Linked DNA regions of Homo sapiens: region 2 is linked to region 1. A link is a contact called in ENCODE Hi-C or POLR2A ChIA-PET data. All regions are on one chromosome and are shown on one strand. The core of a region is the stretch at or near the end of the contact, and the rest is flanking DNA. Distances in the headings are between cores, read along the strand shown. Region 1 has its middle 32 kb from the start of XCR1. Region 2 has its middle 71 kb from the start of XCR1.

Evidence for each region. A loop is a pair of places that touch in the nucleus more often than their neighbours do. ChIA-PET counts read pairs that join two places held with the same protein, here RNA polymerase II (POLR2A). Pooled maps may share reads with other maps.
Region 2: a loop to region 1 is called in a pooled map, with 2.3 times the contacts of the local background. The contact joins two enhancer-like sites. A Hi-C loop is called at or near these places in 1 of 168 maps with a recorded cell type or tissue (aorta), 2 of 37 single-sample maps with no recorded cell type and 6 of 50 pooled maps. POLR2A ChIA-PET finds 5 or more read pairs at or near these places in 5 of 52 experiments (CD4-positive, alpha-beta T cell, CD4-positive, alpha-beta memory T cell, activated CD4-positive, alpha-beta memory T cell and 2 more).

The regions. Positions count from the first base shown.
Region 1 is chr3:46,056,517-46,062,006 of GRCh38, reverse strand. It overlaps a transcript of XCR1 not described here. Among named protein-coding and RNA genes, the nearest start is that of XCR1, 32 kb to the right of the region's middle. Within about 2 kb of position 2,751, at least 2 of the 41 ENCODE cell types and tissues checked have a DNase peak (open chromatin) inside an H3K27ac peak, as active enhancers do.
Region 2 is chr3:46,095,536-46,101,025 of GRCh38, reverse strand. No RefSeq gene overlaps it. Among named protein-coding and RNA genes, the nearest start is that of XCR1, 71 kb to the right of the region's middle. RefSeq lists an enhancer at 3,277-3,386. Within about 2 kb of position 2,430, at least 21 of the 41 ENCODE cell types and tissues checked have a DNase peak (open chromatin) inside an H3K27ac peak, as active enhancers do.

The DNA of each region.
Region 1 (5,490 bases), core at 1,502-4,001:
TGATCCTTTGCCACACAAAACCCTTCCCTTAGGGGTTCCGGGGATGGAATCCATCCCAGAGAAGATACCTTCTATGCCAGACTCTTCAAATCCAGCTTTGCCCACAGTGCTGGACCTAGCTGGGCCTCTGAATTCAAGCCCCCATTCCAATGCTTTACACTCACCTGGGGCTTTCTCAGTCACCATGCCCAGATGCCCAGGAGACCAGGGAAAGAAGCCCAGGCCTGGCACCCCCATGACTCCTTCTGGCATCAGCCGCCTAACCCCCATCCTCTGTACCTCTAACTCCCCATATTCCTTTCCCCTCGCAGGACCCCAGGCTCCAGCTTCACTGAGATATGGCTGTATCTTCTGATTTTAAAAGGACTGTCCTAAGGAGTCCTTGGAAGCCATGCTTCAGCCCAAAGGTTCTCAGCAAGGAAGTTGAGCAACATCCCATAAGAGAGAAGGGAATGCAGGGGAATGTCCCACGTGAATGTTCACCAAAGGGTGAACTCAGTAGAGGAAATTTTTAATAATCAAGTGGTTTGGATGATCCACTCTGTGAGTCAGTTAGCTTCTTTCTCCAGACACTCCTGTCATCTCCCAACAGATTCATGGACAAAGTGGCCATGGTGGCAGGAATTGAAGTTATGCATGGGCTCAGCAACATGGACTTACACTCACCAAGGCTGACCTGGCTGCAGCCTCTGCTGAGCATTCAGTTGGCCAGAAGCAAAGATCAACACTGAGTCTCTGATAGGGACAATTCCCCAGAGTGATCAGCCAGCTTATTTAGTGGTAAGCTGACTACACGGGACTGTTTCCATCATGGAAGAGGCAGTGTTTTGTTCTTACTGGAATAGACACTTACTCTGGACACAGATTTGCTTTCCTCCCATTCCCCCCACCAAAAAGGATTTGCTTTTTCTGAATGCAATGCTTCTGCAAAAAATAAAAAATAAAATAGTAATAATACCATCTGTGGACTTGAAGAATACTTTTTCCACCATCATGGTATTCCCACATAACATTACTTCTGAGTAAGGAACTCACTTCACACCAAATGAAGTGTGGCAGTGGGCTTATGCCTATTCAATTTACTGGACTAACCATATTCCCCATCATCCTGAAGCAGCAGGCTTGATAGAATAGTGGAATGGCCTGTGAAGACTCAATTATGGTGGCAGCCAGATGGCAATATCTTGTAGTACTGGGGAAGCGTCCTCCAGGAGGATGTGTGTGCTGTAAATCAGCATCCAATATACATACTGTTTCTCCATAGCCAGGAGTCACCGGTCCAGGAATCAGGAGATAGAAATGGGAGTGGCACCACTCACTATTACCATAGGTAATCCCCTAGCAAAATGTTTGCTTCTGTTCCTGTGACCTTATGCTCAGCTGGTCTACAGGTCTTAGTTACAAAGGGAGGAATGCTTCCACCAGGAGATTCAACAATGATTCCATTGAATTACAAGTTAAAACTGCCACCCTGCCACTTTGGGCTCCTCTTACCTATGAATTAACAGGCAAATAAGGGAGTGCTGTGTTGGTTGGGATGATTGATCCTGATTACCAAAGGGAAATTGGGCTGCTACTACACAATAGAAGAAGACAAAGTATATTTGTAATACAAGAGATTCCTTAGGGCACCTATTAGTACTACCATGTCCTGTGATTAAAGTCAATGGAGAACTACAACCGAGTTCAGGAAGAACTGCTAATGGCCCAGGTTTCAGAAATGAAGATTGGGGTCACCCACCAAGCAAAGAACCATGGCAAGCTTAGGTGCTTACTGAGGGCAAAAGGAATAAGTCATGGGTAGTGGAAGAAGGTATCTATAAATAGATACAGCTATGTTATATAAACAGCTATGACCATATGACCAGATGCAGAAATGAGGACTATATATGAGTATTTCTTTCTATTTTGTTATATGTTTGTACGGATAGATATGCATTAAGCAAATATTTTTGAGTTTTTCCCTCTTTATACTCTTATCATCTAACATAAGATGTATTAACAGTGATTGACTTTACGTCCTAGTATTTAAGTTACAAGGTATCTAGGGAAAGAACTACTATCACTCAAGGACACTGCAACCTGTTCCAGGGAAAAGGTTAGCACAATTTCAGTTGTATCATGTTAATAGAAAGTATGACTTTCTTATTGTAAAGATAGATATAGATATAAATATAGACGATAGCTGTAGATATCCATTCTTCTGGTTTTGTTTCTTTGGTGGAACGTTTATTTACACACACCTCAATAAAGGTGTATACACAAACACAAAAACTTTGTCAGGGACATTGGTCATGAGTATTCAGTCCTCAGCCAAGTGGAAGTGAAAAGTAGCCAGGCACCATTTCCTCTTTTTTGCTAAAAGTGGGAAATGGAATACGTATACTGCATGTTATATAGAAGTAAGAGTGAAAGTTTTTTTTTTAACATCATTGTCACTGAAATTAGAAATTGGGAACTAAGATTTTCTTTCTGAAATCAACTAGCAAATTCAAATGTTCACAGGCTGCAATTTGTGGGACTGAACCCTGAGACTGTCTATAAATAATGTGATTGAGAGTTTAAGTACCTATTTTTCCTTCCAAGCAAAATGAACAACCAAGTGCAATGCTCCAAGTTCTGCCTACTGGGAGTATTTCTTCTCATCACTGTGGTTTAGGAATGACCCAGAGAGAAGATGTATTGCTACACCTGAACATCTTGGGTGATGCCTGCATATTGTGCACAACCAACTATAAGCAAACTTGAGTTTTTCTCTTCCTCATTCAGCTAATCACAGGGAATTCTTCATGAGGCCATAGGTACAGGCTGAGACAGAGAAGGCAGTGTAGGAAGAATCAGCTCTATAGGTATATGGGCCACTTCCTCAGCTAACTTTCTTGTGCCTTCAAGGCTGGCTCGGGCCTGTCTCATATTTACCATTTCCATTTGATGATGGAGTGCTATTGTGCACACCCCACCTTAGGATTTAGTGGGTCAGACAGCAGTAAAAGGGCTGCTTCTGCTGGCAAAGAAGACTCAACAATATTTAGGGATGTAATGACCCCACCTTCCTTAGGATCTTTTCATATGTCCCCACTCTGATTTTGAAGAGCCCATTACTTCCCAATCAATGCCTTCACTCTAACAGAAGACACCCTATGGCCGGTCATCATGGCTCACACTTGTAATCCCAGCACTTTGGGAGGCCAAGGTGGGTGGATCCCTTGACCTCAGGAGTTCAAGACCAGCCTAGGCAACATGGTAAAACCCTGTTTCTACAAAAATACAGGAAAACTAGCTGGGCATGGTGGCACCCGTCTATAGTCCCAGCTATTCAGGACTACAACTACTCAGGAGGCTGAGGTGGGAGGATCGCTTGAGCCCAGGAGGTAGAAGCTGCACTAAGCCATGATCTCACCACTGCACTCCAGCCCTGGTGACAGAGTAAGACCTTGTCTAAAATAAAATAAAATCAGAAGATGCCCTGCAACGTTGTGAATTCAATTTGCATTGTAATACAGCCACTTGCAGGATAAGACTCAGGATTTGGTTTTCAGAAATTCCAGTCCTGCATCTACAGAGACAGGGTTTCTTTAAGGACAGACATAGAAGCTTTTGGATCATATATGTGGAGCTCAGCTGGCAATTTGAAGCCCTGAGTTCATCCTTTTCCTTCTCCACTTTCTCTAACATAGTCAGGAGCAACCAGCCAATCTCACTATACACCTTATTTTGACTAAATGCCCCAAAGGTATCAAATACATGATCACCAGAACCTTACCTTTAATAAGCATTTGATCAGGAATATCCAGGAATATTTTGCCACCTCATTCCATGCCCTCTTTACCAATGGAAATAGAGTCATTACTGGCCTTAAATTGAATCATACGAGAGAGGCAATTCAGAAAATTCATCCTTAAGATTTTGTTCTTTTAGAACCACTTCCATTACCTAAATCCATATGAGTCAGGCTTTCACTAGAGAAACAGAACCAGTAGGATATCCAGTAGGATGTAGGAGATAGGTAGCAAGATAGATGATCGATAGATGATAGATACATAGATGGCAGATAGATAGATAGATGGATGCGTAGATAGATAGATAGATAGATAGATAGATAGATAGATAGATAGATAGATAGACAGACAGATAAGATGATAATAGGTACTAGATAGAGATTTATTGCAAGAAATTGTCTTACACAATTGTAGGGACTGATTAGGGAAATCCAAACTCTGCAGGGCAGCCATCGGGAAGAGCAGGCTGGAACTCTCAGGTAAAGGCTAACTGCAATCCACAGGCAGAATTTCTTCTTCAGGGAAACCAGTTCTGCATTCACGCCTTTCAACTCTAGGAGGAATCGGGCCTCCTAGAGTATTAGGAATAATTTCCTTTCCATAAAGTAAACCGATTGTAGATGTTAATCACATCTACAACACCTAGAATCATGTCTGATTGAATAGCTGTGGAATACAGCCTAGCCTAGATGGCACATAAAACTGGCTATCACAAGGTATAATTAAAGTACAATAAACTGCACCTATTTAAAGTGTGTCTTCTGATTTATTTTAACATATGTGGAAACCCATGAAATTATCACCAAAATCAAGACGCCAATTTTTTCATCATCCCCAACAGTTGCTTTGCGCCCCTTTATAATCCATCTTTCCCTCATCCCAAACCCCAGGCAACCACTGATCTGATCTGTTTCAGTCACTATAAATTAGTTGGCATTTTCTAGAACTTTACATAAATGGAATCAAGCCAGGTGCAGTAGCATATGCCTATGGTCCCAGCTACTTGGCTAGCTGAGGCAGTTGACTCTCTTGAGCTCAAGAATTTAAGTCCAGCCTAGAAAACATAGCAGGACTCACCTCTAAAAACTAAAAACGGAAAACAATGGAATCATACATTATGTACTCTTTCTTGCTTCTTGCATTTAGCATCATTATTTTGAGGTTCACTCACATTGTAGGGTGATGATGAATCTGTTTCTTTTTAATGCTGAGAGTATTTCACTGTGTGGATATTCCACAGTTGATTTATCCTTTCACCCACTGATGGACACTAGGGCTGCTTTAAGTTTTGCTTTATTACAAGTAAAGCTGCTACGGTCTTTTGTGAGCAAATGTTTGCACGGAAATTGTTTTTGGCTTTCTCTAGTAAATACCTAGGAGCCAGATGACTCCTAGGTAAACAAACACATGGGTGTTTGTTTAACTTTCAAAGAAGCTGCCAGCCAGGTACAGGGGCTCCAAGCCTGTAATCCCACCACTTTGGGAAGCCAAGGTGGGCAGATCACTTGAGTTCAGGAGTTGGAGACCAGCCTGAGCAAGATGGCGAAACCCCATCTCTACAAAAAAAAAAATAAATAAATACAAAAATTAGCCAGGTGTGGTGGCATGCGCCTGTAGTCCCAGTTATTTGAGGGGCTGAGGCAGGAGAATTGCTTGAGTCCAGGAGGTTGAGGCTGCAGCGAGCTGTGATTGCACCACTGCACTCTAGCCT
Region 2 (5,490 bases), core at 1,181-3,680, 39 kb before region 1:
TCTAAAAAGTATTACTTAAATCCCCAATTTTAAGGAAGTTGATGAGGAAGGCTGATTTCTAGCTTCCTAGATGCTCAGAACACATTTTGGGGTTGCAATAAAAGTGGAAGTTATTGGTGAGGGCAGTGGCAGGGGGTGATGTCCTTCACGTTAGAGCCTCTGGAGGTTGGAAAGTACAAAGACCAGGGTGAGCATAAAAGGAAGTGATTGATGGAATGACTGGACCTAAACTGCTGTGGAAACTGGCCTTCACCATCCCACCTCTCCCTAATCCCATGGGCAGAAAATGGCAGCTTTTACCTTAAAAGCTGGAAAAATAATCCTTTTTTATTTTTATTTTATTTCAATAGTTTTCGGGGAACAGGTGGTTACAGGGATAGATTCTTTAGTAGTAATTTCTGAGATTTTGCTGCACCTGTCACCCAAGCAGTACACTGTGCCCAGTGTTTAGTCTTTTATCCCTTACCACCCTTGCACCCTTGAGAAATAATCTTTTTAAAAAGCAAATAAAAGCTGACTGGAAGGGGCTGAGGCTTCCAACATGGGAGTAACATCTTAGAGCAGGGGTCTCCTTGAATTGGTTTGACTTCTCCCACTCTCACAGAAGAAAGCAAGATTTACCCATCAGCACCCCCTTCCACAGCCAGAGAGCTCACAGTCACACCTTCTCATTCGCAGAAGGACCCCAGTCCCCCATTTACTTCAACTTAACAACCCAACCTAGAATGCATAAATAGAAATGAGCTGCCACAAACACCATTCACTCAGGAAAAGAAAAGGACCAAGATAAGTCAACAGAACAAATGAACTTGGAGGAGGTAGAACAAGGAAAGGAAAAAGAACTAAGTAAAAACCTTAAACTCTAATTATCCTCTTGGAGAACCAAGATGATACGTCCGTAAAACAAAACCCACACTTTGGGAGGCCAAGGCAGGTGGATCACGAGGTCAAGAGATTGAGACCATTCTGGCCAACATGGTGAAACCTCGTCTCTACTAAAAATACAAAAATTATCTGGGCATGGTGGTGGGCACCTGTAATCCCAGCTACTCAGGAGGCTGAGGCAGGAGAATTGCTTGAACCCGGGAGGCAAAAGTTGCAGTGAGCCCAGGTCACGCCACTGCACTCCAGCCTGGTGACAGACCGAGACTCTGTCAAAAAAAAAAAAAAAAAAAAAAATCTTCTATTAAAAAGGAGCAGTTGAAAACCAAGAGTTTGTTCTAAATCCCTTTTAAAATATATTTACTTTTTATTATCACAAATATAATACATTCAATTTTTTTGAAACCAAAAGTCAAAGACAGAAAAAATACATTAAAAATTCAAGAAGAACTTGCAGAATACAGAGTAAAATGACCAAAATAAAATGGGTAATTGGAGAAAAAAAATACATAGGGTCAATTTAGGTGGCTCAACATTTACATTGCAGGAATTTCAGAAAAGGAGAAGAAGGAAAACAGAAAGCAGAAAATTATCAAAGAAACAATTGAAAAAAATCTCCCGGAGTTGAAGAAAGATATAAGCTTTGGATTGAAAGACCCCAAGCACTGAGCACAATGAACAAAGAGTGATCCATAGAAATAACCTCTTGGAATTTCAGAGCACCAACAATCTAAGGAGATCCTAAACACTCTCAGAGAGAAACAAGAAACAAATAAACAACAAAAGAATAAGAACCAACTTTGGGAGGCCAAGGCAGGTAGATGACTTGAAGTCAGGAGTTTGAGACCAGCTTGGCCAACATGACAAAACCCCGTCCTATTAAAAATACAAAAGTTAGCTGGGTGTGGAGGCAGGCACCTGTAATCCCAACTACTCCAGAGGCTGAGGCAGGAGAATCACTTGAACCCAGGAGGTGGAGGTTGCAGTGAGATGAGATCACACCACTGCATTCCAGCCTGGACAACAAAGACTCCATCTCAAAAAAAAAAAAAAAAAAGAATAAGAACCAGATTGGCATCTTTCTCATTAGCAGTTTGCACCTCTGAAACAGAGAGGAGTTAGCTTTAAGGATTCTCAGACCCTGTTTAACTCAAAAGCTTATGAATCCAAATTTCTAGCAAGTGTGAGCATTGCCATTGAGATCATGCGACCCTGGCAATCTTGATGACAAAAATGGCTGGGCTCTATTTTCTGTTGTTGTTGGACAAGAATCTCCCTTGATATCTGAAGCTAAGAAGTGCTAAGAACCTCATGCTCCTCCAACAGCATTGCAATAACTTGCTCCAACAGAAGGCCAAGTCCACATAGATTAACCTTGATGTTCACGTAGAAAAAGGCCAAAGACCTCACACACTGAAGGCCAGCAATCCCCTGCAAGCCCTGCTCCAGCCCTTGAAGAAGCCAGCAATCATTTGGGCTGTGGCCTCCCACAGAGGAGTGAGTCTTCTCTGTTTTGCAAGAAAAGCAGGAAGTATGTTGAAAGTCATAACCACAGCAAAAAACTGCCACATCAAACTGAGAGGTGCTCTCTAAACATGGAGATATCATTCACCACCAGGAACCCAGATGAAAGTAAATCCCACTGTCCACAGAGTTACTTACACACCTGTTCATGTCTTGGCCAGGATTTTATCTAAAATGAAGTTCTGTGTGTAGTAGGTTATTAATAAAAGCAAAACAAAGAGAAACAGAAACTTCTACCCTCACCTGTCCAAGAGAAGCCACACTCGTGGTGAGATCCTGTAACAAATGACAATTAATTTGACCTTTCTAACTGGAGTGTCTGGAATTGTGGGGTCAGGTTTTGAAGATGAGAGGCTGTAACTAAGAAATATCCACTAGCTGTTAGTAGAGAGTCTACAACCTTGCCTTTTAAAGTGTAGTTCTCAGAGCAGCAGCAGCAGCTGCTGCAGCACCAGGAGGCTTTATGAGACACAGAGTCTTAGGCCACAAGCCAGACTGCCTTTCACCAAAATCTCCAGAGGATACATTTGGGCATTAAAGTTTGAGAGGTGCTGGTGTACAAGACCTGGGTGGATGTGGATGTGCATGTGCTGGGAGGGACCCTTCTTGGAATTTTGTACCAAAGATTGTGACCCTCTTAGGCAATCAAGTCTGAGTCATAGAGGAGGCCCCAGAAATTCAGCCTAGAAACGCCTGTGTTTAAAAACAGAAGGCCATGGCTTCCAGGAAGGATGATCTATTTTATAATACCGTAAGGTTTCAAAATGACTACAGCCCCCTTATCCGCCTCCACTGAGCTCCACACCGTCGTCTACCCTGACACTCTTGGTGCTGGAGACATAGGGGTCCGGAGCAAGGCAATCACAGGGGACAGGAACCTTGCTTTTTGAGACCCTGGGCCCCAGAACAGCTCTAGCCAAGGCTCCCACACCCCTCATTCTAGAAATGAGGGTTTTCTAGAAAGTCAGGCCTGCATGCAGGGAAGGGAGGTGAGGGTGCCCATGAGTGAGCCGCTCAGAAATCCCTTCTCCAGCCCCACTCTCTCAGTGACCCCACCTGGACATCATCTACTCTATCCACAAGAAGCGGGTTCAGCCGAGGGGATTGACCAGAAGCTCAGGTGTGAGCCTGAGGGCTGACTGCTGGTTATTTTTCTGTCCTGGAACACCTGACCCACCTGCCTGTCTTCATGTCGCCAGTGTGGGGAGGGAGAGAGACAACTAACTATAACCAGGAGGGTCCCCGCAGTGGCTCCGGCCTCGCCTCCCCTTTCTTGCCTGAGACACTAACTTAGTTCCTGGTTTGGTGCCTGTCGGCGCCTCCATTACCAGTAGCTTAGCTCCCACCGTGGGGAGGGAATCAAAGAGGTTGTGCCGCCCTTGCCATGTAGCTGCCCCTGAATCTCATCCAGGTCAGTTCCAGATTCTAAACTGAATTTTTTTCATGATATTGTCAAAACAGTGAGGAAACATTTTTTAAAAGCCCTATAGAAAAAAAGAAGAAGAAAGAAAGAAAGAATTGGGTTCAGCTGCAAATAACAGGAAAAAAAAATAGTGGCTTAAACCAGTGCCTCTCAAACCATCCTGTACACAGAAATCACCCGGGGATCTTGTTAAAATGCAGACCGTGATTCAGAAGCCCTGGGGCTGGCCCTGACGTTCAGCATGTCTAATGGGCTCCTGTGCGATGCCCAAGCTGCTGGTCCACAGAGCTCACTCCATAGGGAGGGCTTCAGCAAGACAGGAGTGTATTCCTCAGCCACAAGAAACCTGGAGTCTGGCCCTCCAGACTATATCCATCGCTGGTGATGGGACCATTGGTACACCAAACCTCAGCAACATTCAATTTACCCATCTAACAAATCTGCATGTGTACCCTCAGAACCTAAAATAAAAGTTGAGATAGAGGAAAAAAAAGAGTTTGTTGCTTTCAGCCTCTTGATTAGTGAGATGGAAACAAACCATCAATACACAATGCTGTCTGGCTTCCTCTGTGTGGAAAGTGCGGATAGGGATTGAGAGGGTCCTACTTGCCAAGGCCACAAGTTTGGGATGAGTCAGCTGCATCATACATCAGCAGATGAGCTGTGAGGCAGGGATGCTCCAATGGGCACAGAGCAGCCAGACCCACAACCTGCCCTGAAGCCACTCAGAGATCACAGTTCAGTTACAGGGTACATGGTGGGCGGCCTAAGAATGGGGAGAAACTGGGGACCTAGGACCCAGGACCTGGCCACACTGAGTGGACGAGATCAGCTTCAGGTCCCGGGAAAGTTCTTCCCAGAAGGCAAAAATGATTCCTGAAGCATATGGTCATTGTGATACCTTGGCTGGCAATATAATCTGTAGTCCAAACCAGGGACAGTGTTGAGAATAGAAAGCCAAAATCACTTAATAGGCCTTAACTGATCTGTGGTATGCATTAACCAGTTGTCGGCAAGTCCAGAACTGTGGACCTTCTCCTAACCCTGTGAGTGGACATCTGCCAGGTAAGCTGGCCACAAGCAGACTGCACTGGAACACTTAGGGTCTCCATTTTGGCCTAGATGATCCTCAGGTCAGGATTCAGACATGTTGGGCAGCATCAGAAGGACAGGGTGGGTGATTGTGGTCCTTGATAGCAGGCATAGGGCTTCAATAAGGAGTGAAAGCTCCTGTAAAGCAACTACTGACTGTTGACAGTGAACGGATTCATCAGAAACTCAACTCAGGCTGGGCGCGGTGGCTCAAGCCTGTAATCCCAGCACTTCGGGAGGCTGAGGTGGTTGGATCACGAGGTCAGGAGATGGAGACCATCCCGGCTAACACGGTGAAACCCTGTCTCTACTAAAAATACAAAAAATTAGCCAGGCGTGGTGGCAGGAGCCTGTAGTCCCAGCTACTCCAGAGGCTGAGGCAGGAGAATAGTGTGAACCAGGGAGGCAGGGCTTGCAGTGAGCCCCACTGCACTCCAGCCTGGGCATCAGAGCGAGACTCCGTCTCAGAAAAAAAAAAAGAAAGAAAGAAAGAAACTCAACTCAAACCAGCTTTAGCAAAAAAGGGAATCTGTGGGCTGTGTAACCAAATCACACAGAGTACAGAGGTG